Regions from separate parts of the Homo sapiens genome. Here regions 2, 3, 4, 5 and 6 are each linked to region 1. A link is an interaction called in ENCODE POLR2A ChIA-PET data of the cell type or tissue named here. Cell type or tissue: HepG2. All regions are shown on one strand. Links, peaks and the distances in the headings refer to the core of each region. The heading gives the core; the rest is flanking DNA.

What was found. ChIA-PET counts read pairs that join two places held together with the same protein. Peaks named below come from ENCODE experiments on the same cell type or tissue, not always from the same donor. Only the 100,000 strongest peaks of a DNase experiment are listed, where the experiment ranks them.
Region 2: POLR2A ChIA-PET joins it to region 1 with 6 read pairs; 1 of 35 experiments calls an interaction of 5 or more read pairs at or near these places.
Region 3: POLR2A ChIA-PET joins it to region 1 with 5 read pairs; 4 of 35 experiments call an interaction of 5 or more read pairs at or near these places.
Region 4: POLR2A ChIA-PET joins it to region 1 with 5 read pairs; 2 of 35 experiments call an interaction of 5 or more read pairs at or near these places.
Region 5: POLR2A ChIA-PET joins it to region 1 with 6 read pairs; 2 of 35 experiments call an interaction of 5 or more read pairs at or near these places.
Region 6: POLR2A ChIA-PET joins it to region 1 with 5 read pairs; 9 of 35 experiments call an interaction of 5 or more read pairs at or near these places.

Annotation. Positions count from the first base shown.
Region 1 is chr15:42,390,294-42,394,293 of GRCh38, reverse strand. It overlaps CAPN3 (calpain 3), which reads right to left. Exons shown (of 24, transcript NM_000070.3): 7 at 1,572-1,655; 8 at 1-38. Among named protein-coding and RNA genes, the nearest start is that of CAPN3, 33 kb to the right of the region's middle. In HepG2, for the core only: no CTCF peak of the experiment used is centred there; a DNase peak (open chromatin) is centred at 1,573; H3K4me3 peaks cover 402 bases.
Region 2 is chr15:42,572,631-42,578,161 of GRCh38, reverse strand. It overlaps STARD9 (StAR related lipid transfer domain containing 9), which reads right to left and starts at 2,556. Exons shown (of 33, transcript NM_020759.3): 1 at 2,400-2,556. The coding sequence starts at 2,446. It also overlaps the pseudogene MYL12BP1. RefSeq lists silencers at 379-438, 2,419-3,048. In HepG2, for the core only: no CTCF peak of the experiment used is centred there; DNase peaks (open chromatin) are centred at 2,771 and 3,621; H3K4me3 peaks cover 2,012 bases.
Region 3 is chr15:42,192,077-42,197,607 of GRCh38, reverse strand. All of the region lies in intron 2 of VPS39 (VPS39 subunit of HOPS complex), which reads left to right. Among named protein-coding and RNA genes, the nearest start is that of MIR627, 4.8 kb to the left of the region's middle. RefSeq lists an enhancer at 4,886-5,075. In HepG2, for the core only: no CTCF peak of the experiment used is centred there; a DNase peak (open chromatin) is centred at 2,917.
Region 4 is chr15:42,588,955-42,594,485 of GRCh38, reverse strand. All of the region lies in intron 3 of STARD9 (StAR related lipid transfer domain containing 9), which reads right to left. Among named protein-coding and RNA genes, the nearest start is that of STARD9, 16 kb to the right of the region's middle. In HepG2, for the core only: a CTCF peak has its summit at 2,711; DNase peaks (open chromatin) are centred at 2,735 and 3,415; H3K4me3 peaks cover 320 bases.
Region 5 is chr15:42,312,934-42,316,933 of GRCh38, reverse strand. The region is part of intron 10 of GANC (glucosidase alpha, neutral C); the gene reads right to left. It also overlaps the pseudogene BNIP3P5. Among named protein-coding and RNA genes, the nearest start is that of TMEM87A, 42 kb to the right of the region's middle. In HepG2, for the core only: a CTCF peak has its summit at 3,288 (motif pointing right); a DNase peak (open chromatin) is centred at 1,923.
Region 6 is chr15:42,285,010-42,289,009 of GRCh38, reverse strand. It overlaps GANC (glucosidase alpha, neutral C), which reads right to left. Exons shown (of 24, transcript NM_198141.3): 4 at 1,192-1,319. Among named protein-coding and RNA genes, the nearest start is that of TMEM87A, 14 kb to the right of the region's middle. In HepG2, for the core only: no CTCF peak of the experiment used is centred there; a DNase peak (open chromatin) is centred at 2,349.

The DNA of each region.
Region 1 (4,000 bases), core at 1-4,000:
AGCCGCACCAGCTTCACTTTCTCACCTTTGAACGGGACCTTAAGCACACAGAAAGAGCTCTCATGCTCTGCAGCCTCTCTGGAAAGGGAATCTTCTGTCTTGCTGAGGGCTGGGACGGGGCTGGGGGGCAAATCTCTTACGCGAGGGTGTTCTGCCTGGCTCTGGCCAAGGAGATTAATCACAAGTGTGCTGGGGAATGGCAGGGGGTGGGTCAGACCTTTCCTCCTGAGTCTGCCTAACTTAGGGCTTGGCCATCTCCTCTCTATCTTCTAAGAGGCAATTTTCTCAGGAACATCCTGCCGTTATGAGCTTCGGGGGAGGAGGTGAGGCATAAACAGTAGGGCCCTGCTAACACATATAAATTAGGTGTCTTCATATAAATTAGAAAAAAGGCCCCTGCTGGCCAGGCGTGGTGGCTCACGCCTGTAATCCCAGCACTTTGAGAGGCCGAGGTGGGCGGATCACGAGGTCAGGAGTTCGAGACCAGCCTGATCAACATGGAGAAACCCCCATCTCTACTAAAAATACAAAAATTAGCTGGGCATGGTGACACGCGCCTGTAATCCCAGCTACTCAGGAGGCTGAGGCAGGAAAATCGCTTGAATCCAGGAGGCGGACATTGCAGTGAGCCGAGACTGTGCCACTACACTCCAGCCTGGGCAACAGAGTGAGACTCCGTCTCAAAAAAAAAAAAAAAAGAAAGAAAGAAAGACAAAAGGCCCCTGCTGACTGAGGAACTACAAACAAGCAGACTCCCTCCAGTCTGCTGCAATGGGTGATGCAGGCAACTGCCCCTCTCAGCCCATCCCTCTGTACAGGGCACAACCTGCCCAACTGTGTGCAACAGGTCTTACAACGTTCCTGTCTCAGACATGGTCCAGGAAAACCCAGAAGTCCCAGAAGGAGCAAAACAGAACAGTCAGCCTCTCGTATCCATGGCTTTGGCATATAACCAATTGTGGATCAAAAATATTCAAAAAAAGAAAAAATAATAATACAACAACAGAAAATAATACCAAAAAAACCCAATGCAGTGCAATAACTATTTACATAGCATTTCCATTGTGTTAGGTATCGTAAGTAATCCAGAGATGACTTAAAGTATATGGGAGGATGTGCATAGGTTATATGCAAATACTACTCCATTTTACAGAAGGGACTTGAGCATCTGCAGATTTTGTTACTGTTGGGGCTTCTGGAACCAGTCCCCGTGGCTACCCAGAGACAACTGTAGCTATCTGAACACGAGAGAACAGGAAGCTCAAGAACACATGAAACCAACTTTGTAAAAGCAAAGTTAAGTGATATTTCAATTTGTTCATTGGAAATGTTGGAAAAATTGCCATCTTTAGCACGAAAAGCAAAGATAAACTGTGCACCAACTGTGGCAGGATCCACCTCTACCAGTTTCACAGGCCCCTCTGCTCCCAGGCGTGGCTTGGACCTTGAACTGAATGTCCTGATTGGAGGCAAGCTCTGCAGACAGGGAAGGGGCCCCAACAGCTAAGTCCTGACTTCATGAGGTTAACCCAGGAGGGTGCCCTTGCCCCACCAAGCCCCACCAGGCTTACCTCATCCAGCCCCGTGACAGAGTAGGCGTGACCTCTGACCAGCCCGCAGGCCATTCTTGTCTCATACTGAACCGGAATGATTGTCTGTAGAGCAGTAACCAGAGAACCCATTAGGGGCGGGGGAACAGAAGTTCTGCTGCTTGGAGGCAAAGTTCATACTAGTTCATTTTCCGGGCTCTGTGAAGACACAGACCACTCTGCTCCCTGAAAGTGTGCCTCACGACCACGAACGGACCTTCAGTGGCCCTTTAAGAGTGCCAAGAGACACAGCTCCAGACAGGCTGGTCTCCCTGAGAAGGCTCTGTCCTGACCATCAGAGAGCAATGTGGATGCTGGGATGTGGGGTGGGTAACAGTGTCCTGCCCCTCCTTTCTGGACCCCTTAGTATCCTTCAAAGGAGGAAGGGGTAGAGTTGGAGGCTGCCCTGGGCTTCAGGATCCCCCTTCCCCTGAAGCCATCCAGGGTTGACTATTCCTGGAAGAGAAAGAGGTTGAGAAAAGGGGTTAAGTGACACATGTAAGTCTAGCTTTTTCTTTTTTTCTTTCTTTTTTGTTTTTTGAGACAGAGTCTTGCTGTGTCGCCCAGGCTGGAGTGCAGTGGCGCGATCTCGGCTCACTGCAACCTCTGCCTCCCGTGTTCCAGCGATTCTCCTGCCTCAGCCTCCCGAGTAGCTGGGATTACAGGCACGTGCCACCATGCTCAGCTAATTTTTTGTATTTTTAGTAGAAACGGGGTTTCACCATGTTAGCCAGGCTGGTCTCGAACTCCTGACCTCAGGTGATCCACCCGCCTCAGCCTCCCAAAGTGCTGGGATTACAGGCATGAGCCACTGCGCCTGGCCAAGTCTAGCCTTCTTTACATCCCCTCACCTCCTCCACACCCACCTGGAACATAATATTCAAGAAATCAAGAGTCCCAGTGCCCAGGGAGAGAATTCTAAGAAAGCCCGAGGAGATCCCTGCTCAGACATGACCGTGCCTAAGGAGTAGCTCTTCCATTTGCAGAAATTTCCAAGTTGCAGCCATGGGGGATCCTTGGCAGAAGGGCAGGATCACTAAAGTCCCATGAGCCCTGGATAGGCTCTCTATGGCTTCCATGTGCCTACTAACGTAACAGCTTTAAAAGGAGCTTCCCGGAGCCTTGCTAGGCCGCGGAATTCCTAGAGCTGTTTTCAGGGCGAGGGGTATGGGTGGAGCCAGGGCTTTTGGTATCTCAGCCTCTCCCAGATCTCAGTCTCTTCCAGATCTCAGTCCTCATGATCCAGATCATGCTGAATAGACTGGGAGGGGGCGGGAGACTCATTAATCCTTAGTTCTAGACCTAGGAAGCTGCTTGAAATGACTCTTCTGTCATTACCTAAGCATATCATTCAACCCAGCAATTCTACTGCTGGGAATCTGTCCTATGGAAGTCACCATGGATGTATACAAAGATGTATCTATTGGGATGTTCGTTATAGCATTTTAGAATAGTAGCAAAACAAAACAAAACAAAGAAAAAAAAGAACTCAACTTTCCAATAATAGGGTATTGGGTAAATAAATTATAACATATCTGTGTGTTTGAATATTGTGTAGCTATTAAAAAATGTTACAGGAGAATACTTTGGGCACATTAAGAATATCAAACTAGGCCGGGTGTGGTGGCTTACACCTGTAATCCCAGCACTTTGGGAGGCTGAGGCAGGTGGATCACTTGAGGTCAGGAGTTCAAGACCATTCCAGCCAACATGGTGAAACCCCGTCTCTACTAAAAAATACAAAAATTAGCCATGTGTGGTGGTGTGTGCCTGTAATCCCAGCTATGTCGGGAGGCTGAGGCAGGAGAATTAGTTTAACTTTGGAGGCAGAGGTTGCAGTGAGCCGAGATGGCACCACTGTGCTCCAGCCTAGGGAATAGAGCAAGACTTGGTTTCCAAAAAAAAAAAAAAAAACAAAAAAACAAAAAAAACTAACTGAAAAAAGCAGGCTGCAAAGAGGTACATACAATATGATAACATTTTAAAAATAAAAATACAGATTCAGTGTGTGCATAGAAAAATCCTGGAAGAACATATACTAGATGTTAAGAGTGGTTATCTTTACATGGGGAAAAATATAAGTGAAATTTTCCTCTGTGTTTTTCTGTATGGCTCAGTATTCTCCAGTGAGCAGGTATAACTTATGAAAATACTAGAATATAAACTCTACAAGAGGGAGACCTTGCTTTTTCCACAAATATTGAAAAAGAGGAGAGAATTTGCTTTGTTTGCTAGAGGAGTGCCTGGAACATAGTAGGAGCTCAAAAATAAGTGTTGAATGAATAAATGAATACATTAGAAGAGGAAAAATATTTCAAAATAAATGAAGTATCTTTACAAGTATTTCTGTCTGATAGTTCGTTATGAGAGGAACTGCCTGGACCATGGAATATGCAGAAACTCCAGCAGAG
Region 2 (5,531 bases), core at 774-4,773, 180 kb before region 1:
TCCAGCCTGGGTGACAGAGTGAGACTCCATCTCCAAAAGAAAAAAAAAAAAAAAATTGAGCGTCAACTCTAGTCCTACTGAATAAATAGGCACTTGAGACACAAATGCAACTTTTCTGTAATCTCAGAAAGAGCAGTAGGTCTAATGAATCAAATCTTGGCTCTTACTACTTTTAGAACTTAAGCCAAACCATTCTGTCATCTGGAAAAACAAAAAATAGAAGCTTGGGCCAGATCATCTGTAAGATTTCTTCCCAAGCACAACATCAGATCCAATGACTGTCAACTGAGTGTGTGCCAATGACTTATTTGAAGGTTGGAACAAACCACATAATCACCAGATTCCCCACATTCAGATAAGCCTCAATGAAGACAGTATAACACCCCCTGAAGAACAGCTGCCATCTCTGCAGGATTCTGTGAGAAGAGGGAAGTGATCCGGACCTCTTGGCTGGGGCCACACTGGGTTTATCTGTATCTGCTCCTGAATCTTCAGCCTGCTACAATCTGTTCACACCTGGGTATCTACAGTCTTGACATCCTACCACTTGCTGCTCAAGGCTCTTAACTTGAGCTGAAAGTAAATAAATTGTGCTTTCATTTTCCCTTCACTTTTGTTTGGTATGTTATTCTCTACTGTGGCTGCAAGTAAACCAATTTCAGCATCATTTTCTTAATCTAATTCATGCTATTATAAATTCCTAGTGTCCGGCTGGGCGCAGTGGCTCACGCCTCTAATCCTAGCACTTTGGGAGGCCCAGGCGGGCAGATCACGAGGTCAGGAGATCGAGACCATCCTGGCTAACACAGTGAAACCCCATCTCTACTAAAAATACAAAAAATTAGCCGGGCATGGTGGCGGGTGCCTGTAGTCCCAGCTGCTGGGGAGGCTGAGGCAGGAGAATGGCGTGAACCCGGGAGGCGGAGCTTGCAGTGAGCCGAGATCGCGCCACTCAACGCCAGCCTGGGCGACAGAGCGAGACTCCATCTCAAAAAAAAAAAGAAAAAAGAAAGAAATTCCTAGTGTCCAAGGAACTGAGAAGTTACTGAATGTTAGGAGTGGTCAATACTGTTATCCTGAGAACCCTAAAAGAACAGTTTCACAAATACAGAATATACCAGAGACTACCTCCAGCATAGCATCTGCACTTATAAAACCCCCCCCAGCCCTGAGCTACCACATCCAGTTATGAAGAAGCCAGGTGTCACAAGCCATTTACCAATCAAAACGCAGCAGGTCAGGCATCTGCTTTCCCTCTTTCTTCAGTGTACCTCTTTTGCCTTCTTCCTATTCTCTTTAACTTTTTGTTTCTTTCTATCTCATTGCTCTTCTCATTAGTCTGTCAATTACAAGACTTTTCAAAGCCAATCATTTCTATATGAGGACGAACATAATCCACACTAGTACCCAATTTTATTATGGGAGACGATACCTTTCTTGATCCTTCTGCCCAATTATCAAGCTATCTTATGTCCCAGAGATTTTTAAACTTGCCAAATAATTCCAACATGTGCCTCCTGGTCCCCAAAGCACCCTCTGCCAGATTTACCTTCCACCACTCACTTCCCTCCACACCAACCACCCTTTCCCCACCAAAACTTAACCTCTAGTTAGTCCCTTACAGTCTAAGTCCTTTGCTCTTGGCGGTCTTACTACATAGAAGGCTCTTTAAACTCTCTCCACCTGTCAACAAACTCTAATTGATCTTTAAAAAACACTTCATCTGGTGACAAAGAGAAAAAAGTTCGTGGCTGCACACTGGATGTCTCAAGGGCTGAGATGAGAGGTGCGGAATCAAAATAAGCCACGAGAAAACGGGCACTGAGGGCTCTGAGAGAAAGAAGGGGTTGGAACAACTTCCCCTACTTAACAGTTCCGTCCTGGATTAAATCAGCTGTCGAGCATAGAAAGAAACCGCGACCTGTGTCGGCCTCAATTTCCCCCTCACGCCCTCACCTTCTGCTTTCTCCACATCTTCGCAGAGAAGCCCACGCGCACCCAGAAACACACACCATTCAGCCTCAGTCCTCATGGGTACTCCCAAGCCCCCAGAAAGAGAGAGGAGAATGCTCATCCCTCTCCCAGCCTTTCTCAAAGGCCCAACCCGATGCAGCAAGCCTCGAGCCGCCGTCCCTCGAAACTCCTGCTGGCAGGACGCCAGCGACGCTCACCCAGGGCAGCCCTCCCGCGGCCGTCCGGGAACCGCTATCCCCAGGACACAACGCGAAAGCTCGACTGAGGTCCCGTCCCGCCAGGCCTCCGTGGATTCCGGACCCCGACCCCCCGGGTCACTTTGTCACCGATTTCTGCGCGCCAGAATCTCTGCAGGGGGAGACGCGGACCTCCCGCTCTTTTCAGCTCCTGTGAAGCCTCAGGCGCCCTCTCCCGCGGAGACTCACCTCTTGCTGAGCGGCCGGACCCGCACGGCGACCTGCACGTTCGCCATCCGTCTGCCACAACCCAAGTCCAGCGGGTCAGCTCAGCGGCAGCATCCCAGGCCCCCGCCCTAAGCCCAGACACAGCCCCAACCCAGCCCCGCCCGCCCCACGCGCCTCTGGGGACGCCGCCGCGCGGACGCGAGCTGCCGCCCGAGCGGGGCGGTGCCTGCCTAGCTTCGGCCAATCCTGAGCCCGGTGGGCGGGAGAACTCCCGGCCCCGCCTCCCCTCAATCCTCCTTAAAGCCTCCTGACTCGCCCCCGCCCAAACACGCGCCGCAGCCAGAGCAGGCGGGCCCGTGTGGACGTTCGGCCAGTCCTTAGCCTGGTGGGCGGGAGGATGCCAGGGCTCGCTCCGCCTCGTTCCATCCGAAGCCTCCCGGGTCGCCCCCGCCCAAACACGCGCTGCATCCCGAGCTGGGTGGTGCCCGCCGAGCCTTGGCTAGTCGGTGGGCGGGAGGACGCCCGGGCTCGCCCCGCCTCGCTCCGCCCTACAGCCTCTTGGGACGCCCCCACCCATGCGCGTGCCGCACCGGGCCCAGCAGTGCCGGCCCAGCTTCAGCCAATCCTGAGCCGAGTGGGCCGCGAGGACTCAGTGCTAAGTCTGTTGTTCCTGGCCCCGCTTACCCAGAAATAGTTTTTGTTCCTCGACTAGGTGTCCGTGCTATGTAAAGTCAAGTAAATCAACTTTTGGTCCGAAAGTTTGCAAAGTAATTTGCTAAATACTTTTATTCTCTGCGTTCGCTTGAACTGTCAATTCTGTGGTTAAATTTTCGAGGCAGGCCGGGTGCAGTGGCTCACGTCTGTAATCCCAGCACTTTGGGAGGCTGAAGCGAGATCACCTGAGGTCAGGGGTTCGAGTTCAGCCTGACCAACCTGGTGAAACCCCGTCTGTACTCAAAATACGAAAATTAGCCGGGCCTGTTGGCGTGCGCCTGTAATTCCAGCTACCCGGGAGGCTGAGGCAGGAGAATTACTTGAACCCTGGAGGCGGAGGCTGCAGTGAGCCTGGATCGCGCCACTGTACTTCAGCCTGGGCGACAGAGCAAAACCCTGTCTAAAAAAAATAAAATAAAAAAATAGAAGGCAGTCCCTTACTGGCAAGGTACTTCCTGACATCAGGGACAAAGCATAGATGGAACCAATTCAGATAAAGGGTTATTGTCCAGGTCTTCTTGTACAACCAAAAGACAGGTGGCTGGTGTTTATCTTTTCCCTTCAAGGCTTGAGGGTTAGCAGCCATATAGATAAGGGCAGTGCTGATCATAAACCCAACTGCATTTGCACAAAATATTAGCGTATCCCTTCCTGCCTTAAATCCTGGTGCTTGCTTCTCTTCCTTACTAATAAATGTCCTTTGTGGCATTTATTTTTCCAGAATAGGGAACTTGCATATGCACCGAAAAGCTGTTCAGGCAGATACCCTTTCTTCTCAATTATTTCCTTAATGGTGTCTAGGAACTCATTTGCTCCCTCTTGGTCAGCAGAAGCTGCTTCTCTTGTTATCTTGACATATTTTAAACCAAACCTTTCCAAATTTATCAAATCATCCCTTACTGGCATAAAATTGTTTGGATCCTTCACCTTCCTTTTGCTTCAAGTTGTCATATAATGACTTTGCTTGTTCTCAAATCATATTAAGAGTATATAGGTATATAGATAGGTATGTTTTCCTTTTTTTTTTTTTTTTTTTTTTTTTTTTTTTTGAGATGTTGTCTCACTCTGTCGCCCAGGCTGGAGTGCAGTGGCGCGATCTTGGCTTACTGCAACCTTCAACTCTCTGGTTCAAGCAATTCCCCTGCCTCAGCCTCCCGAGTAGCTGGGATTACAGGCGTGTGCCACCACACCCAGCTAATTTTTTTGTATTTTTAGTAGAGACGGGGTTTCACCATGTTGGCCAGAATGGTCTTGAACTCCTGACTTCAGGCAATCTGACCACCTCTGCTTCCCAAAGTGTTGGGATTACAGGTGTGAGCCACCACGCTGGCCAGGTATGTTTTTCTTACAGCAATCCTGTACCCACATAAAAGCTTCATTTTCTGTTTGTTGTTGTTGTTGTGTGTTTTTGGTTGTTTTGTTGTTGTTGTTGTTGTTTGAGACAGAGTCTTGCTCTGTTGCCCAGACTGGGGTGCAGTGGCACTATCTCAGCTCACTGCAACCTCTGCCTCCTGGGTTCAAGCGATTCTTCTGCCTCAGCCTCCCGAGTAGCTGGGATTACAGCTGTGCACCACCATGCCTGGTTAATTTTTGTATTTTCAGTGGAGATGGGGTTTCACCATGTTGGCCAGGCTGGTCTCAAACTCCTGACCTCAGGTGATCTGCCCACCTCGGCTTCCCAGAGTGCTGGGATTACAGGCATGAGTCACTGCACCTTGCCAAAAGCTGCATTTTCAATATGAGATAAAAAGACATTTCAGGGCCGGGCACAGTGGCTCACGCCTGTAATCCCAGCACTTTGGGAGGCCAAGGTAGGAGTATTGCTTGAGCCTAGTAGTTTGAGACCAGCCTGGGCAAAATGGTGAGACCTCATCTCTACACAAATTAAAAAATAAAAATAAACTATAAAAAGGTATTTCACAAAAAGCTCAAGGTTTTTGTGCCTCCTGGTGTAGCTGTGGTCATGGCTGCACAATTTTTTTAAATTTTACAATGGTCCTTACAATGGATTCATTTATCATGAAATGGTAGGCAACCACAGCTGCAGATCTATAGTACATATCAAGCAATTCAGCTTTTTCTTGTAATGTCATGACTTTTCTCTGCTTCTTGGGAGCACTTCCAGCATCACTAGTGGCACTTGGTACTGGTCCCCTGATGTTATTCAAGGCTTATGATATTGCACTGAATACGGTGAAAAACACCCAAGAACCTCAAGAGATCACTTTTTATTGTGATACACAGTTTACTGAAGAGAGGAACTGCTATGATGATTAGCATCACAGAGTTTTAAGCAGATGCTGGCAACACTTGACTCACTAAAACAGGAGGCAGTTACAAAATTACAGTAGTACAGTACGTACTAGTTTATAGAGTTATGTTTTTGGGGGGGCTTTCACATTTGTTGATTTTTATTGGCGATCTCTTTTTCAATACAAT
Region 3 (5,531 bases), core at 805-4,804, 200 kb after region 1:
GTATAAACATTCCTCAATAGACATCTCTAGGCTTCATTCTGCTCCTTTATTTTTTGAGACAGGGTCTTGCTGTGTCGCCTAGGCTGGAGTGTAGTGGCGCTATCTTGGCTCACTGCAGCCTCAACCTCCTGGGTTCAAGCCATCCTCCCACCTCAGCCTCCCAGGTAGATGGGACCACAGGCACACACCACTATGCCCAACCCATTTTTGTATCTTTTTTTTTTTAGCATTACTTAGATTTTTTCTTTTTTTTTTTTTAGGTTTTTTTTTCCACTCTTTTTAATTATACTTTAAGTTCTAGGGTACAAGTGCACAACGTGCAGGTTTGTTACATATGTATACATGTGCCATGTTGGTGTGCTGCACCCATTAACTCGTCATTTACGTTAGGTATATCTCCTAATGCTTTCCCTCCCCCCTCCCCCCACCCCACGACAGGCCCCCAGTGTGTGATGTTCCCCTTCCTGTGTCCAAGTGTTCTCATTGTTCAATTCCCACCTATGAGTGAGAACATGCAGTGTTTGGTTTTTTTGTCCTTGCAATAGTTTGCTGAGAATGATGGTTTCCAGCTTCATCCATGTCCCTACAAAGGACATGAACTCATCCTTTTTTATGGCTGCATAGTATTCCATGGTGTATATGTGCCACATTTTCTTAATCCAGTCTATCATTGATGGACATTTGGGTTGGTTCCAAGTCTTTGCTCTTGTGAACAGTGCTGCATTAAACATACGTGTGCATGTGTCTTTATACTAGCATGATCTATAATCCTTTGGGTATATACTCAGTAATGGGATGGCTGGGTCAACTGGTATTTCTAGTTCTAGATCCTTGAGGAATTGCCACACTGTCTTCCACAATGGTTGAACTAGTTTACAGTCCCACCAACAGTGTAAAAGCGTTCCTGTTTCTCTACATCCTCTCCAGCACCTGTTGTTTCCTGACTTTTTAATGATCGCCATTCTAACTGGTGTGAGATGGTATCTCATTGTGGTTTTGATTTGCATTTCTCTGATGGCCAGTGATGATGATGATGAGCATTTTTTCATGTGTCTGTTGGCTGCATAAATGTCTTCTTTTGAGAAGTGTCTGTTCATATCCTTTGCCTACTTTTTGATGGGGTTGTTGGTTTTTTTCTTGTAAGTTTGATTTCTTTGTAGATTCTAGATATTAGCCCTTTGTCAGATGAGTAGATTGCAAAAATGTTCTCCCATTCTGTAGGTTGCCTGTTCACTCTGATGGTAGTTTCTTTTGCTGTGCAGAAGCTCTTTAGTTTAATTAGATCCCATTTGTCAATTTTGGCTTTTGTTGCCATTGCTTTTGGTGTTTTAGACATGAAGTCCTTGCCCATGCCTGTGTCCTGAATGGTATTGCCTAGGTTTTCTTCTAGGGTTTTTATGGTTTTAGGTCTAACATTTAAGTCTTTAATCCATCTTGAATTAATTTTTGTATAAGGTGTAAGGAAGGGATCCAGTTTCAGCTTTCTACATATGCCTAGCCAGTTTTCCGAGCACCATTTATTAAATAGGGAATCCTTTCCCCATTTCTTGTTTTTGTCAGGTTTGTCAAAGATCAGATGGTTGTAGATGTGTGGTATTATTTTTGAGGCCTCTGTTCTGTTCCATTTGTCTCTATCTCTGTTTTGGTTCCAGTACCATGCTGTTTTGGTTACTGTAGCCTTGTAGTATAGTTTGAAGTCAGGCAGCGTGACGCCTCCAGCTTTGTTCTTTTTGCTTAGGATCGACTTGGCAATGCAGGCTCTTTTTTGGTTTCATATGAACTTTAAAGTAGTTTTTTCCAATTCTGTGAAGACAGTCATTGGTAGCTTGATGAGGATGGCATTGAATCTCTAAATTACCTTGGGCAGTATGGCCATTTTCACAATATGATTCTTCCTATCCATGATCATGGAATGTTCTTCCATTTGTTTGTGTCCTCTTTTATTTCGTTGAGCAGTGGTTTGTAGTTCTCCTTGAAGAGGTTCTTCACATCCCTTGTAAGTTGGATTCCTAGGTATTTTATTCTCTTTGAAGCAATTGTGAATGGGAGTTCACTCATGATTTGGCTCTCTGTTTGTCTGTTATTGGTGTATAAGAATGCTTGTGGTTTTTGCACATTGATTTTGTATCCTGAGACTTTGCTGAAGTTGCTTATCAGCTTAAGGAGATTTTGGGCTGAGCCATTTTTGTATCTTTTGTAGTGATGGGGTTTCGCCAGATTGCCCAGGCTGGACTTGAATTCCTGGGCTCAAGTGATCTGCCCACCTCAGCCTCCCAAAGTTCCGGGACTACAGATGCGTGCCATCATGCCCAGTTAATTTTTGTACTATTTTAGAGACAGGGTTTCACCATGTTGGCCAGGCTGGTCTGGAATTCCTGACCTCAAGTGATCCGCCCGCCTCGACCTCCCAAAGTGCTGGGATTACAGGCATGAGCCACTGTGCCCAGCCCAGTCTACTCTTATTTTGAACTGAGAGGGCTTAGATTTGTTCATGTCTGAGGCCTTTACAACTCTAGGTTTATTTCAGTCATGCTGTCATCCTAGAGCAGTGTTCTGAAAATGTGGTCTCTAGACCCCTGGGGATCCTCAAGATCCTTTCAGAGGACCTACAAGGACAAAACCAAGTTTGCAGAAACACTAAAACATTTCGTTTTTTGTTTTTTTTTTTTTTCACTGTATTGACATTTACAATGATGGTGCAAAAGGAATGGTAATTAAAACTGGTTAGCACCTGAACACAAATCAGAACAGTAGTACCTAACTTCAAATAGAGATTTTTTTAAAAAAACGAAAAAAACAGTGGTACCAAGCTGTACTGATGGTCATTGTGTAATTCTCACCATGTGCTCACAGTGGGTTTTGTTTGTTTGTTTTTTTGAGATGGTCTCATTCTGTCACTCAGACTAGAGTGCAGTGGCGCAATCATGACTCACTGCAACCTATAACTCCTAGGCTCAGGCGATCCTCCCGCCTCAGCCTCTCAAGCAGCTAGGACTACCGGCACACACCAGCATGCCCAGATAGTTTTTTCACTTCTTGTAAAGATGAGTTGTCTCTTCTTGCCCAGGGTGGCCCCAAACTCCTTGCCTCAAGTGATGGGTTTTATTTATTTATTTTTTCTTTTCTTTTTTTTGAGACGGAATTTCACACTTGTCTTCTAAGCTGGAATGCAATGGCATAATCTCGGCTCACTGCAACCTCCCCCTCCCAGGTTCAAGCAATTCTCATGCCTCAGCCTCCTGAGTAACTGGGATTACAGGCGCCCACCACCATGCCTGGCTAATTTTTGTATTTTCAGTAGAGACAGGATTTCACCATATTGGCCAGTCTGGTCTTTAACTCCTGACCTCAGGTGATCTACACCTGGGAGGTTTCTCGGCCTCCCAAAGTGCTGGGATTACAGGCGTGAACCACCACACCTGGCCAGTTTGTTTTTGTTTTTGTTTTTTTTTAAAGCTAGTTTCACTTAAAAGTGTTCTTGGTTAGGCAGTACAAGTTATTTTTATTGTATTTTGACTTTTGGCAACACATCTTTTTAGTAATCTCATATGATATAATGGGAAGTACACATAAAGCACTTCTGCTGTGTGCTAGGGTGTGAAGTCCGATAGCTGTCTCAAGGGAAAAATGCTTATGTGATTGAGTTACGAGCTAAACTGGCTACTTTTTTCAGGGAGTATTATTTTTGTTTGAAAGAATGACAGGTTGTGGTTTTTTCAGACCATTTAGATATTTGGCATTTTTTTTTTTTTTTTTATGAACAAAGGGAATCTGTTACTTTAAGGTAAACAACTGGCAGTATTTGTTGTGAATGATAAAGTTAGAGCTTTTAAGAAAAAAAATAGAATTATGGAAAACTTGTGTTCACTCCCCTGAGTGTGACAGCTTCTCCATAATTAAAGATTTTTTCTGATGAGATTGGGGGTGATAATAATGAGTGTCATTTTTTAACATCCTATAATGAAATGTAGGTCTGGATTGGAAAATCTGCATAACTCAGTGAACCAGTATTTTCCAAATGACTAATGCATGAGTTTTAAAATCACGTATGAGTAAAAAATACATTCAAAGTGTAAGGTAGACCAATGTTTTTTTACGTAACAGAAAATGAAAAGTTCATTGACAGGTGTGAGATTTCGCTTTACAAGAAATTACATTTGTTAAGTGTTGGTGTAGTATCAAAGAAGAATCTGAAAAATCTATTAAAGTACTTTTCCCTTTTCAACTATGTTATCTATATGAGGACAGATTTTTTGTCATATACTTCAACCAAAACAAATTAAATTATCAAAACAGATTAAATGCAGAAGCAGATGTGGGTTCTTACTTATGGGGTTATTATTGTTATTTTTAAATACATATATGTTTTTAAATGTATGTATTTAAATTTCTAACATAAATATTCATGTATATAACCCCCAAAAAAGTTCTTTGAGGTCCTCAGTAATTTTTAAGATTATCAAGATTTTGAGACAAAAAAGTTTAAGAATCTCTGCCTTAGAAAATTCTGTTTGTAAAGAGAATTATAGGCCGGGGGCAGTGGCTCACTCCTGTAATCCCAGCACTTTGGAAGGCCGAGGTGGGTGGATCACCTGAGGTCGAGAGTTCAAGGCCAGCCTGGCCAACATGGTGAAACCCTGTCTCTACTAAAAATACAAAAATTAGCCGGGCATGGTGGCACATGCCTGTAATCCCAGCTACTCCAGAGGCTGAGGGCACGAGAATTGCTTGAACCCGGGAGGTGGATGTTGCAGTGAGCTGAGATTGCACTACTGCACTCCGGCCTGGGCAACAGAATGAGACTCTGTCTCAAAAAAAAACAAAACAAAACAAAACAAAAAAATAAGAAAAGAGAAGTATTAAATGCAATAATAGGACGCTTTCAAGTGTAGGAAGTGTCTGAATTGTTTTTTTTTCTCATGAAATGTAACAGCAGAATACCAGGGCACACTCCCTGCAACTTTAGGGCCCTTTCTTCATCCCCTCTGCTGAGGGACACATGGAAGAAGTAAGACCAGCTTTGGTGGCATGAGTTCTTATGGCTGCCCCAAAGAGTCTCCCTGATTTCCAGAGGGCAAGGGCAGAGCTAGCTGTGGGGAACAACTCAGGTCAGCAGTGCGAGCATCCTGTCCATGAAGTAGAAGGCAGGTAGCAGGGCGTGGGTTCAGAGCACAGGCTTTAGAGTCAGCCTGGGTTTGCTTGTAGGCTCCCTCACTGGCTGTTACCTAACTGCTTTACCCCTCATGCCCCTCAAATATGAGCTTGGAATAATAATACCTACTTCTTGGGAGTAGTTGTGAGTTTACAGAAAAAAATATATATAAATTTTTAAACCCCGAACCCAGTATGTAGTTATTGCTTCATGATAGCTGCTCTGATGATGATGATGATAATTATTCTCTTTTTGACTCATTGGTGACTTTTGAGGCTGAATATTTTTGTCATCCCCAGCAAGGCTGAATTCACATGTTTTTATGGTATATAACTTTCTTCCCCTTTTTTGTAACAGTGCCAGCAGATGTAGCATCACC
Region 4 (5,531 bases), core at 623-4,622, 200 kb before region 1:
ACAAGTTACTCTTCGTGTCCTAATTACGTACAATTTTCTGCAATTTAACTGAAATCTCTTTTATCCTAATGAAAACAAAGACCAGCTGGTTCTCATGTTCCAGAAAAAAACTCCTCATGTTCAGTACTTATGGAGCATTATCATCTCTGCCTTCCCATCGCAGGATCAACATTCCTTTACTGAATAATCGCATGTGGAATGCCCATGAGGTATACTACACTAATAGTGGCTCCTCTTGGTTCCTGCAGTCCAGCTCTGTAATCATTTGGGGGAGTATGTGTGGTTTCCCTCTGAAGCCTCTCCAGGTTCCTGACATCCTCACACTGAAGTCCAGAATTGGAAAAGATATTCACCAAAGAATCTATAGCACACTCTCTTTTCTCCGTCTGTCTGTCTCTCTCACTCTCACTTGCTCACTCTCTCTCAGGGCTCCTTGACATAAGTAATGATGTATTCTGTGTGTTGTTTGATGTTCAGTATATTGTGGAGACCAAATAAATATTAAAACAACAAGAAGCACAACCACGCGGTGGCTCACGCCTGTAATCCCAGAACTTTGGGAGGCCGAGGCGGGCGGATCATGAGGTCAGGAGATCAAGACCATTCTGGCTAACACGGAGAAACCCCGTCTCTACTAAAAATACAAAAAAAAAAGTTAGCCGGGCGTGGTGGCGGGCGCCTGTAGTCCCAGCTACTCAGGAGGCTGAGACAGGAGAATGGCGTGGACCTGGGAGGCAGAGCTTGCAGTGAGCCGAGATTGTACCACTGCACTCCAGCCTGGGCAACAGAGTGAGACTCTGTCTCAAAAAAAAAAAAAAAAAAAAAAAAAAAGAAGCACAACCATATTACTACTAAAATACTTTCAATTTTGGAGACAGTGGTTGTTTTGAATTCAGACAAAAATCTCCTGCTCACTCAACATGATTTTTTTTTTGGTCTGGAAATGCTACAAGTGTTTTAGCTAAATAACAGACCATTTTAAAATAAAGATTTCCAGAAGAATAGGAGCAATTCTTTCCATGAAGAGCGGTTAGCTTTTTGTTCATAGACATGATTTTTGTTGACTCAGTCTGCATTTGTTTTAAACAGCCACTTTCAGGCCCTGGTGGGTAAAGCTGAGCTAATACTCCTCATGGAAAGTTTTACAAACACACAGTCACCCAAACACAATACGCCGGAGCAGAGGATTCCTGCGCCAACAGATGTTCCTCACCAGGAGGAAGGGAGGGAAGTTAGTTTTCCAAATGGAGCAGGATGGTCCCAGAAGGGATCATAACCAGATTCAGAAAAGAGGTTTCCAAATCTAGTTCAACTCAGAAAAATATCATGAGCCTTGCTTCTCTTGTACTACGTATGATAATGGTAATCACGGCAGGGACCCAAGGCACAGCACTCATAAACTCATTTGACGCCGAGGTGCCAAGTACTGGGCTGGGCACTTTAATTATTTCATTTCCTCCTCACAATAACTCTTTGAGGCATATATGATCTCTATTTTAGAGCTGAAGAAACTAGAAAGCAAAGAGGATAAGCAACTTGCCCAAAGTAAGCTAGCCAATAACTGACTGCCTGAATTCAAGTCCAGGTTTAATTTCAGAGAAGCAAATTGACTTTAATACAGATTCAAGCCAGAAAAAATACAGGCCAATTTTGAAGAAAAGCTTCTGCTGCAAGTCCAAATATTAACAAATACTGAAAACAGCATTTAGACCAATAATGACTTGCCTTAAGAATGGAAAGCTGGCTGGGTGTGGTGGCTCACGCCTGTAATCCCAGCACTTTGGGAGGCTGAGGTGGGCAGATCACTTGAGATCCGGAGTTCGAGACGAGCCTGGCCAACATGGAGAAACCCGTCTCTACTACAAATACAAAAATTAGCCGGGTGTGGTGGCACACACCTGTAATCCCAGCTACTCGGGAGGCGGAGGCAGGAGAATTGCTAGAAACCGGAAGGCGGAGATTGCAGTGAGCTAAGATCGCACCACTGCACTCCAGCCTGGGTGACAGAGTGAGACTCTGTCTCAAAAAATAAAAAAAAGAAAAAAGAAAAAGAAAAAAAACAGGAAGCTGACACCAGGGTCAAGGAGTAATGGACAAGACAGGTACTATAGAGATCTCCAACCACATCCCATTCACTATAGTCTTTTCTCTCCCCTTCTCCAGTTTTCCATCGCTTCCTTTTCCCATATCCTTCATTTTCCTTTTGTACTGCAGCATAGTGTTGAATATGAACTTTGCAGTCAGATGATCCTGTGTTCAAATCTAGAACTCACATCTTACTGTGTAACTTTGGCAGATCATATAACTTCTCTAAGCCTAAATTTCCTCCACTATAAAAGGGGGATAAAATCCTCTACCTTTTAGGGTATTTAAGAAATTATATCAAATATACATAAAGAGATGATCAGATCACTAGTAGGCTAAATGGTATTTCTTTTTGAGAGTCAGTGAGGTTTAGTGGAAATGACATAAAATTTAGAGTTAAACAGTCTTGAATTTGAATTCTTGCTCCACCACTTACTGGCAAGTCCTATAAACGTTCTATGCCTCAGTTTCCTTATCTACAAAATGGAGTAAATAATATAGATCTAATAGAACGTGAATGAAGTGATAAACATTTACAATTGTATCTGGCTATCAATAGGCATTTAACAAATAAAGCTGCTTCTCAGTAGAACTTGCAGTAGCTGACTTGTCCTCTAGTAGTCCCTAGTTGGTGACAACTGATCTATTTACTCAGGCATTTCACCACTAAGGACCAGGAAGAGTGCCAAAGCACTAAGGAATTTTAACTTTGAACCTATCTTTTGAGGCTGTAAATATAAAAAGACAGAGAATGATACAATGCAATAAAAAGACCACCATAAGGAAGCCTGGGTCTGTTCCAGCTTGAGCACTAACCACCTGTATAATGCCATAAATTACATGGCCAGATCTGTAACATATGAGGGTTGGCCTAGATTAGTGGCTAATGTCCAGACATTTTTTTTTTTTTTTTAAGATGGACTCTTGCTCTGTTGCCCTGGCTGGAGTGCAGTGGTGCGATCTCGGCTTACTGCAACCACCGCTTCCCGGGTTAAAGCAATTCTCCTGCTTCAGCCTCCCGAGTAGCTCGGATTACAGGCATGCACCACCATGCCTGGCTATTTTCTGTATCTTTAGTAGAGACAGGGTTTCGCCACGTTGGCCAGGCTGGTCTTGAACTCCTGACCTCAGGTGATCCACCCGCCTTGGCCTCCCAAAGTGCTAGGATTACAGGCGTGAGCCACTGTGCTCAGCCTGGACATGTTTTTTATTGTCACAGTTGGGGGATTGCTACTGGCATCAAGTGGGTAGAGGCCAGGAATGCTGCTAAACATTCTACAATGCACAGTACAGACCCCCACAACAAAGAATTATATGGTCAAAATGTCAACAGCGCTGAGGTCAACAAACTCTGGCCTAGATGACTAACAAGTTCTCTTCAAACTCTAACATACTAAGAGGCTATGACAAGGCAGCACTGACACAGTTTGTGCATCTGTCCCCTCCAAATCTCATGTTGAAATGTGACCCCCAATGTTGGAGCTGGGGCCTGCTGAGAAGTGTTTGGGTCATGGGGACAGATCCCTCATGAATGGCCTGGTCCCCTCCCCACAGTAATGAGTGCGTTCTTGCTCTATTAGTTCACACTGGAGCTGACTGTTTAAGAGAGTGGCCTCCCTCCCATCTCTCGCTCTCTCTCTCTCGCTGTGACAAGACTGTCTCCTTCCCCTTCTGTTACAACTGGATGCTCTCTGAACCCTCAGCAACAGCAGATACTGGCACAATACTTTCTATAAAGCCTGCAGAATTGTGAGCCAAATAAACCTCTTTTCTTTATAAATTACTAAGCCTCAGGTATTCCTTTATAACACAAAATAGACTAACACAAGCACCAACACTGATCAGGTGACATTCTTGTCAACATCTACCTCTGAATGGCTTCTTAAGATGCTGCTCTAAATCCCCCTAAAGTCAGATATTTAGATACTCCCTCCATATCCACTAAGGGAAATTTAGATAGTTCCCTCAGATATTTTGATATCTGAAATCAATGCCATATTTCTGAGCAGTCCTTCCTTTGTAATAAGAAGAAACCTAGGGATGAAAGACACACTGTATCCTTTATAGTTAGAATCCATGCTTCCAAAGTCATGAGATTCCTTCTGGGAGAGCAGATAATTTAAATAAATATGAATCAAGGTCAGGTGTGGTGGCTCACACCTGTAATCCCAGCACTTTGAGAGGCCAAGGCAGGCAGATCGTTTGAGCCCAGGAGTTTGAGACCAGCCTGAGCAACACAGTGAGACCACATTTCTACAAAAACTACAAAACTTAGCCGAGCATGGTGGCACACGTATCTGTAGTCCCAGCTACTCAGGAGGCTGAGGTGGGAGGATCACTTAAGTTCAGGAGGTTGAGGCTGCAGTGAGCTGTGACTGCGCCACCCTACTCCAGCCTGAGTGACAGAGCGAGACCCGGTCTCAACAAAAAAAAAAAAAAAAAAAAAAAGAATCAAGGTTAGAAGATGTGACACACACAACAGTAAAGATGAATCTTGGCCAGGTGTGGTGGCTCACGCCTGTAATCCCAGCACTTTGGGAGGCCAAGGCAGGTGGATCACAAGGTCAGGAGTTTGAGACCAGGCTGGCCAACATAGTGAAACCCCGTCTCTACTAAAAATAAAAAAATTAGCTGGGCATGGTGGCAGGCGCCTGTAATCCCAGCTACTCAGGAGGCTGAGGCCAGAGAATCACTTGAAACCAGAAGGTGGAGGTTGCAGTGAGCCATGATCGCACCACTGCGCTCCAGCCTAGGCAACAAGAGCGAAACTCCATTTAAAAAAAAAAAAAAAAAGATGAATCTCAAATACATCACGCAAAGTGAAAGAAGCCAGATTCAAACAACTACATACTGTTTGATTCCATTTTTATGACGTTCTGGAACTGATAAAACTGTAGGGACAGAAAACAGATCAGTAATTGTGAGGGCCTGGGGAAATAGACTATAAAAGAGCATGAAGCAATTTTTGGGATGATAGACTATTTTGTATATTGATTGTAGTGTCAGTTACACACCTGAATGTGTTACTGTACATTAAAAAGGTGAATTTGGCCAAGCGTGGTGACTCATGCCTATAATCCCAACACTTTGGGAAGCCAAGGCGGGAGGATCACTTGAGCCCAGGAGCTCAAGACCAGCCTAGACAATACAGCAAGACCCTATCTCTATTAAAAATAATAATAAATAATTGTTAAAAAAGAAAAAAAGGTAAATCTTTCACTATATCTAAATTATACTTCAATAGACTGACCCCTCCTCTCAAAATTTGATCACTAATGCTGTGGAGAGCTGGATGTGGTGGCTCACACCTGTAATCCCAGCACTTTGGGAGGCCAAGGCAGGTGGATTACTTGAGGTCAGGAGTTCGAGACCAGCCTAGCCAACATGGCGAAACCCTGTCTCTACTAAAAATACAAAAATCAGTTGAGCATGGTGGCACACGCTTG
Region 5 (4,000 bases), core at 1-4,000, 77 kb after region 1:
AGAATAACCAGCGGGTATAGGGTCAGGTACTCAAGGGACATTGTGAGAAGTGACCTAGAAGGCAAGAGGTGAGCCCTCTGTCATGCCCGCATAAGGGCCGCTTGAGGGCTCCTTGGTCAAGCGGTAACACCAGTACCTGGGAAGGCCCCGTTAATTAGCAGATAGTGAAAGGGAGTCTCCTTTCCTTGGAGGAGTTAGGGAACACTCTGCTCCACCAGCTTCCTGTGGGAGGCTGGATATTATCCAGGCCTGCCAGCAGTCATCTGGAGGCTTAAACCCCTCCCTGTAGTGCTGTGCTTCAATGGTCACGTTCCTTGTCCACTTTCATGTTTCTCTTTTAAGTTCATAGTAGATAGCGGTAGAATAAATAGTGAAAGTCTTAAAGTCCTTGATCTTTCTTACAAGTGCATAGAAGAAAACGCATAGAAGAAAATGCTGCCTTCCCTCTCTGCTTTGGCTGCCTAAAAGGGAAGGGCCCCCGTCCCATGATCACGTGACTTGCTTGACCTTATCAATCACTTGGACGACTCACCTTCCTTACCCTGCCCCCCTTGTCTTGTATGCAATAAATATCAGCGCGCCCAGCCATTCAGGGCCACTACCAGTCTCCGCGTCTTGGTGGTAGTGGTCCCCTGGGCCCAGCTGTTTTCTCTTTATCTCTTTGTCTTGTGTCTTTATTTCTTACAATCTCTCATCTCCGCACATAGGGACAACACCCACTAAGCCCCATAGGGCTGGACCCTACAATTGTGAATAATGCTACAGTGATCATTGGCATACATGTATCTGTTGAGTCCCTGCTTTCAATTCCCTTGTGCATATATCTAGGAGTAGAATTGCTGGGTGTATCAGTTAGGGTTCTTCAGAGAACACAGGGTTTTTCAGAGAAACAGAATTAATAGGATTTATATTGAATATATTTATATACTTATAAATATGTATACATACACAGAGAGAGATACAAATACTTATTTATTTAAAGTAACTGGCTCGTGTGATTGTAGGGGCTGGCAAGTCTGAGTTTTGCAGGAGATACTGGCATACTAGAAAACCAGGGAGGAGTTGATGTTGCAGCTTGAGCCTGAAGGCAGGCTGGAGACATTCTGTTTTCCCCAGGGACCTTAGTCTTTTTCTCCAGGCCTTCAACTACTGGATGAGGCCCACTCTCATTATGGAGAGTAATCTGCTTTCCTCAAAGTCTACTGACTTAAATGTTAATCTCATTAAAAAATACTTTCACAGAGACATCTAGACTGGTGTTTGAATACCTGGGTACCACGACCTAGTCAAATTGACACATAAAATTAACCATCATACTGAGTCATATGGTAATTCTATGTTTAACTTTTTGAGGAAATGCCAAACTTTTCTGCAATGGCTGAACCATTTTACATTTCCACCAGCAATGTTCCAATTTCTCTGCATCCTCGTAAACACTTATGCTTTTCCATTTTTTTGGATTTAGCCATCCTAGTGGGTGTGAAGTGATATTTTACTGTGGTTTTGATTTGCATTTTCCTAATGACTAACAATGCTGAGCATATTTTCATGTGTTTGTTGTTCACTTATTTATCTTCTTTGGAGAACTATCTCTTTAAATCCTTTGCTCATTTTAGAATTGGGTTGTTTATCTTTTTGTTGTTTAAGAATTTGGTAAAGATTTATTTATTTATTTTCCATTTCTAGTCTTTTAAAGTATGGCTTCTTTTCTTTTTTTAAAGGATATGGCAAATATTTATTTTTTTCCATTTCCAATCTTTTAAAGTAGATACAGATATGCTTAGGATAAAGCTGATTTTAACAGCACAAAAAAGTTGAGCACAAAGGATAGGATTAAATTCAGCAATCCAGAGTGATAAAGAGGAAAAGATACTGAGTACGTGCCTTTGACAGACACATTATCCAAGTTGATTACCTAATAGTTGGAGGTTGAAGTCCTTATGCTGCAAAAGTGAGAACAATTTGGTGTATGAAGTGTATGGTGGCATTTGTAGCTGTAACTTGTTCTCTATTTATTAAGAACAATTACCATAGTTAAGTGTAGTCTTAGTAGACAACCTGCATTTATTTAAATTAAACATAATATTTTCCACAGTAGTGTAAGTAAGGCCACAATATTTATTCTGGGCAAACCCTTTAATGTAGTGATTTTAATATCACTGTCATTCATTCTTTTGGAATATAAAGTGTTTTAACAGAATTCAGGTTACAGATAATTTTTAAAATGCTATATCATGACTAATATATTAAAACGATACTTACATATTTATACTAATATCCAAAGAAAACTCACTGCCAAATTGTTACAGTAGATATTAATCAGTCTGATACCCTTATTAACTGATTCTATAGGTATAAGTATAGGTCAGTGTGATTTTAGTGTCTATTCTTTCATTTTACTAAATTAGGAAAGCAGTATTTACAGAACAAATAAAAACAAGTGAAACAGCCACCCAAGGACCATAACAGCTCCTGAGTTAGCTGTGTCACAAGCTCAGATAGAAATCCCCACTATACGCACAAAGCTGGATTCAAATTATTCATCAAAAGGTGCTGGTAGAAGTTGTCAGATGCCTTCCAATATAGATCCCCAATCCCATGGCCACCAGATGAGACAGCAGCAAAACCCTTTGGAAATTCTGCTGAGAAAATGCCCCCTTTCCTCATCAGGCTTTAAATTCCATGCTGGGTAGCTACGTGCTTCAGGTGCTTTAAAGAGGAACTCCTTGTGGGGAATATTTTCTGGCCAACTTGTCCAATCCCATATCCAATCTGAATTTTTCTTCAAGATGCTTTCAACTTCTTTCCTTTTCTCAGTATCTTCCTCAGACTGAGAGCTATTTTTCTCCAATGTCTGTAAAAGAGGTAGGCTGTCACAGAACTTTTGGAGCTACTCTGTCCAAATTCATTTTAAGCATCCAGCTGTATTTTTTCCATGTCACTATTACATTAATTTTGTTGTTGTTGTTGCTGTTGTTTTTAGAGATAGGGTCTCGCTCTGTTGTCTAGGCGGGAGAGCAGCAGCATGAACAGTGCTTACTGCAGCCTTTCTCTGGGAAGCAAGGCAGAGGATTACTTGAATTCAAGGAAGCACTTTGGAGGCTTCCCAAAGCACTGGGATTACAGGCGTGAGCCACTGTGCCCAGCCCATGTCACCATTATAAACAGAAACTGATGTTGGAGCACTGTTCCCCTTCCTATCATTGCTAAAGTACAGTTCTATCCAGGAGCCCTGCAAGCTCTTTCCCTACAGCCTGGGGTCCCTGCTCTGTGATATGGTGCCCAGAAGGTGGCTGTAGCAGTCTGGGTCACTGTTTGGTTGTGGTCTAGAGGCTGCATGCGCCCTCAGTGGCAGACGAGCATGAGGGATATGGGCCCAGTGCTCAGCCTGTCTTTTTGTTGCTCAGTGGTAGACAGTTCTTCATGTATTCTGGATAAGAGACCCATATCAGATATACAATCTGCAAACATTTTCTCCCATTCTGTAGGTTGCTTTTTCACTTTATGTTCTTTGATGCACAAAAGTTTTTAATGTTAGTGAATTCTAACATGTGTTTCTTGTCATTGTTCCTCACGATTTTGTTGTCATATCTAAGAATCCACTGCCAAATCCAAGTTCATGAAGATTTACCTGTTTTCTTCTGAGAGTCTTATGGTTTTAGCTCTTATATAGTTGAACCATTTTATTTTTTTGTATATGATACACATATAACATATTTTTGAATATAGGAGTCCAACTTCATTCTTTTGCAAGTAGATATCCAACTGTCTCACACCATATGCTCAAGAGACTATTTCTTCTTCATCGAATGGTCATGAACCTTTATTGAAATTATAATGGTGACATGGACAAAGCACTGTGGCTTGTGCCTGTAATCCCAGTGTTTTGGGTGGCCATAAGCGTATGGGTTTACTTCTAGATTCTCAATTCTATTTCACTGGTCTGTATGTCTATCCTTATTCCAGTAGCATGTTCTTTTTTTTTTTTTTTTTTGAGACG
Region 6 (4,000 bases), core at 1-4,000, 110 kb after region 1:
CAGCACGGAAAGAGAAAATTACAGATTAACTTACTTACGAACACAAGTGTAAAAATTGTGAAGGCTGTACTATCCTTCAGGATAGTAGAAAATAACATACTGTGGCCAGGAGGTTATATGTATGCATTGATTCAATTGTCAAACTGCAAAAGCCTTGAGAAACAGTCTCTTTTAAGTTCTTATTTAGGGCAGGCATGGTGGCTCATGCCGATAACCCCAACACTTTGGGAGGAAGAGGAGGGAGAATCATTTGAGGCCAGGAGTTTGATACCAGCTGGGGTAACACAGCAAGACTCTGTCTCTATTAAAAGAAAAAATTAAATTAAAAAAAATTATGTTTACTAAGTTATTGGCATATAGTGTGGCTCAGTGAATAGATATATTTTAAACTTTTGATGATTCTATCATAACTGAATTCATTTCTCATTATAATGTATTGACCTTTTATAAGATTTTCATGGAAAAAATAATCTACATAAAACTACAGTAATGATATAGTAAAAATGAAAGCATCTGGCATAATCTGATATTCCTTTAGTGAAATAATATGACAATATAATGGAAACCAACCGGCAAAACTGAGTTGAAATATCACTGGAAAGTGTTATGAGAAGAGATTAAAGTTTTGCAGGTACTTGAAAATGCTTTAGTCCCCAAAGATTGTTTTTCACCTAGACACTGATTATTAATTTACCTTGACACTAAGTAAAATTACATGTTAGACTTCTGAGAATAACCTTAATTAAGTGAGTCCGTCCAATAGTATAAATTACTGTAAGTATGGGAGTTTGGCTAGCGTATTAGATCTCCGGAGCCCTGCTGCTAATCTGAGTGAGTAATAAGTAGCTTTCCTTCTACTTGCTCCCATAGTCTGGCTAATAAAACCACTTTCTTTGTGAGAAGGAGAGCAGGGATCAAAGTTCTGCTTCTCCCCGTTAAATAAATCCTGATGAATCAAATGGTGGATGAAGAAAAAACAGAATGGATAATAAGGAAAATGGATAGACTTATCCCCAAATAACTGAATACATTAAAAGTAATGGCAAAAACCACAATTACTTTTACACCAACCTAAATGACTGTAGTTTTGAGCAGCCAAAATAAGAAGTGCACATAACAAAATTTATTACTCAAGATATGATAAAAGAATATATCAAGCGTGTCTCTAAAATACCTCGCTCCTTGGCTTACCTTACAGTGCTTGGCTTGCTTGTGAGGACATCCGGAACTTCAAATCTGGGTTTTAGAGGAGTCTCTTCATTAATTTTAAGCCTGAAAATGTTTCCTTCTATACCATAAATTTCAGCCAGGAGAGGAACCTGGAAACAGATACAAGAGATTACCTTCAACAGGTTACCCAAGTGATGGCCAATTTTGCACCAATTACAATAATTAGGAAAGTATTTGTTTCAATTATGATAGGCCAAGCAAATTGGAGAACAATGGCAATTAAAAAAAAAAGCTCCCCAGTTTATGTATGTACTTGCTTGACTATAGCTACAGCAGCAACAAGAAATATCTCCTATGTGTTCTGTGGCTAGGTGAACATAAAATTGTCAAACCAGGATCTTCAGAGTGAAAGAAGTCTCTATTAATAATTACACTGAAAGACAGGCATAAACTGAAACTTGCCTTGGAAGATTGGGACATGTGGCTACTGTATCTATGATAAACTACAGATACATTAAGAATAAGAGTTTGCCTGTTAAAAGCAGAGTAACTAGATTCCAGCTGGATGAAAGATGAAGGGTGGCAGGCTACAGAAGAGAAAACAGTACAGAATAAAATGATGATCATTGGAGTTCTCTAGTGGTGGATGAAAGGAGGCTTGGTGCACTAAAATCAAACTGGAATTGATTTTTCACAGCTGGGAAAATAGACCCGGGGAACTTTTACAAGAGGCTGGGGAACCTAAGTAAAATTCTGCCTACCGTGGGACACGGAAACAATGTAGAATCATGAAGATAATAGAGAATTTGAAAAATAAAACACAGAACAAGAAGCTCTAGGAGAACAGAAATGACAGGACTCAGGCTACAAAATGAGCACCTAGAAAAATATTTTAAGACCATGGTTTTCAACTGGTGGGCCATGCCACACTAGTCAATTGCAATTTCCTCACGAAGTATGATGCCAAATTTTGGTTACTACTGGGTGCCTGTGTTGTTACTATTATGTCTGTTAAATGACAGCTAAACTCGGTAAGTTGTGTGACATAGCTTAGAATGGGTACAATGTGGTGCAAGTAAAAGATAAGAAATATGAAGAATACCAAGCCAGCACCAAAAACATGATGTTACTGGAACTTTGCCTCTTGCGAAAACAGGGAAGCAATCAGGGCAGTTAAACTGTAACATGATAATGAACAGTGAACAAGTAAACAGTGCTATGGCTGTGGATCCTTTTCTAGATATTCTAAGGCAGGGTTATGATGCAATAGTGATCATACTGTAATTACTGCTTGCATGTTTAATGTTCTTTTATGTATTTAAACTACTTTTAGCGTACAATCAAAATTTTAACATTTGGAAATATGTCCAAGTACAAAGTTCAAATTCTGTTAGATTATGTATTTTCTCACTATTTAAACATGTGTTTCCATTGCTCTCTCAAATTCCATTCAATTAACATTTATTTGGCATCTATTATTGCAATGATTGAACTTTTGGGGAGGCTGAAATTGGAGGAGATAAAAGAGATGCAAAGCTAACACAGAGCATTCTGTGATAAGTTTTAAAACAGAAAGGCAAGAGATTAAGAAGGGTTATTAATGATGACTGTAGGGTTAGAAGTTCTGGACATTTCTCTAGAGGAATAGAGATTTAAGCAGGGCCTTCAGGAATTAGTAAGACTTTGAGTAGGCAAAAATGGGCAAGAACTTCCTAAGCAGGGGGCATATAGGTGGTCTGCCTATATATGATTAACAATTTACATTTAGTTATTCACTCAGAGATTGTCCCATTTTTAGTAAAACAGCTTTCTCTACAAAAAAAAAAAAACTAATTTTTGTTTAAACCAAAGACTGATCTGTATGTTCTGTTCCTGAGGCTGCAGCCCAGGGGGGAAAAGAGAGCAATAACCCTGTTTTCACTATAATGACTTCATGTATAAATCAGAGTTAATCCTCATTTTAATTTAGCAATCTAATTTTAGCAAAAATCACTCTGAAATTTAGCAATATTTACAGTCATTCTTTCTTTAAATTTATTTATTTTGAGATGGAGTCTTGCTTGGTCACCCAGGCTGGAGTGCAGTGGCGCAATCTTGGCTCACTGCAACCTCCGCCTCCTAGGTTCAAGAGATTCTTGTGCCTCAGCCTCCTGAGTAGCTGGAATTACAGGTGCGTGCCATCACACCAGGCTAATTTTTGTATTTTTAATAGAGATGGGGTTTCACCATGTTGACCAGGCTGGTCTCAAACTCCTGACCTCCAGTGATCCTCCTGCCTCAGCCTCCCAGAGTGCTGGGATTACAAGTATGAGCCACTGTGCCTTATCTCTTATTATCACCAACATAGCTTTCTTGGTCCAGGCTCTACTTTCCTTAGACCTTAGTATGCATTTCCTCCTATGATCTGGGCTCATGTGTTTTTTCTTTCTTTCTTTCTTTCTTTTAAATATCAGCAGACTCCCAGAAGTCCAATAAGTAAAGCCACTTGGGTTAAAGACAGTGGGGAATGGCTCAGTGTCCCACCTTAGAGTCCCCTGCCTTCCCTGTACTGAGTCCTAAGTCACCTCTGTCGAAACCTTAGGGCTCTGTGGATGACAGTTTAAATGCCACTTCCCTGAGGCTTAACTGCCAGTTCTTTCCCAATCCTTCCACCACATCCTTGCTCTTTCAAAAAGTTTGGACATGACTGTTATATTCTTCTACCTAAAACAGTAAACATTTGTAGATATTCCTTTCCTATTTGCTAGGACCTGCTGGATATTTATAAATAAAATAATATACAAATAAACTATCAAATCTCTTCCTCCTGTTAGTGATGATTGGAAATGAC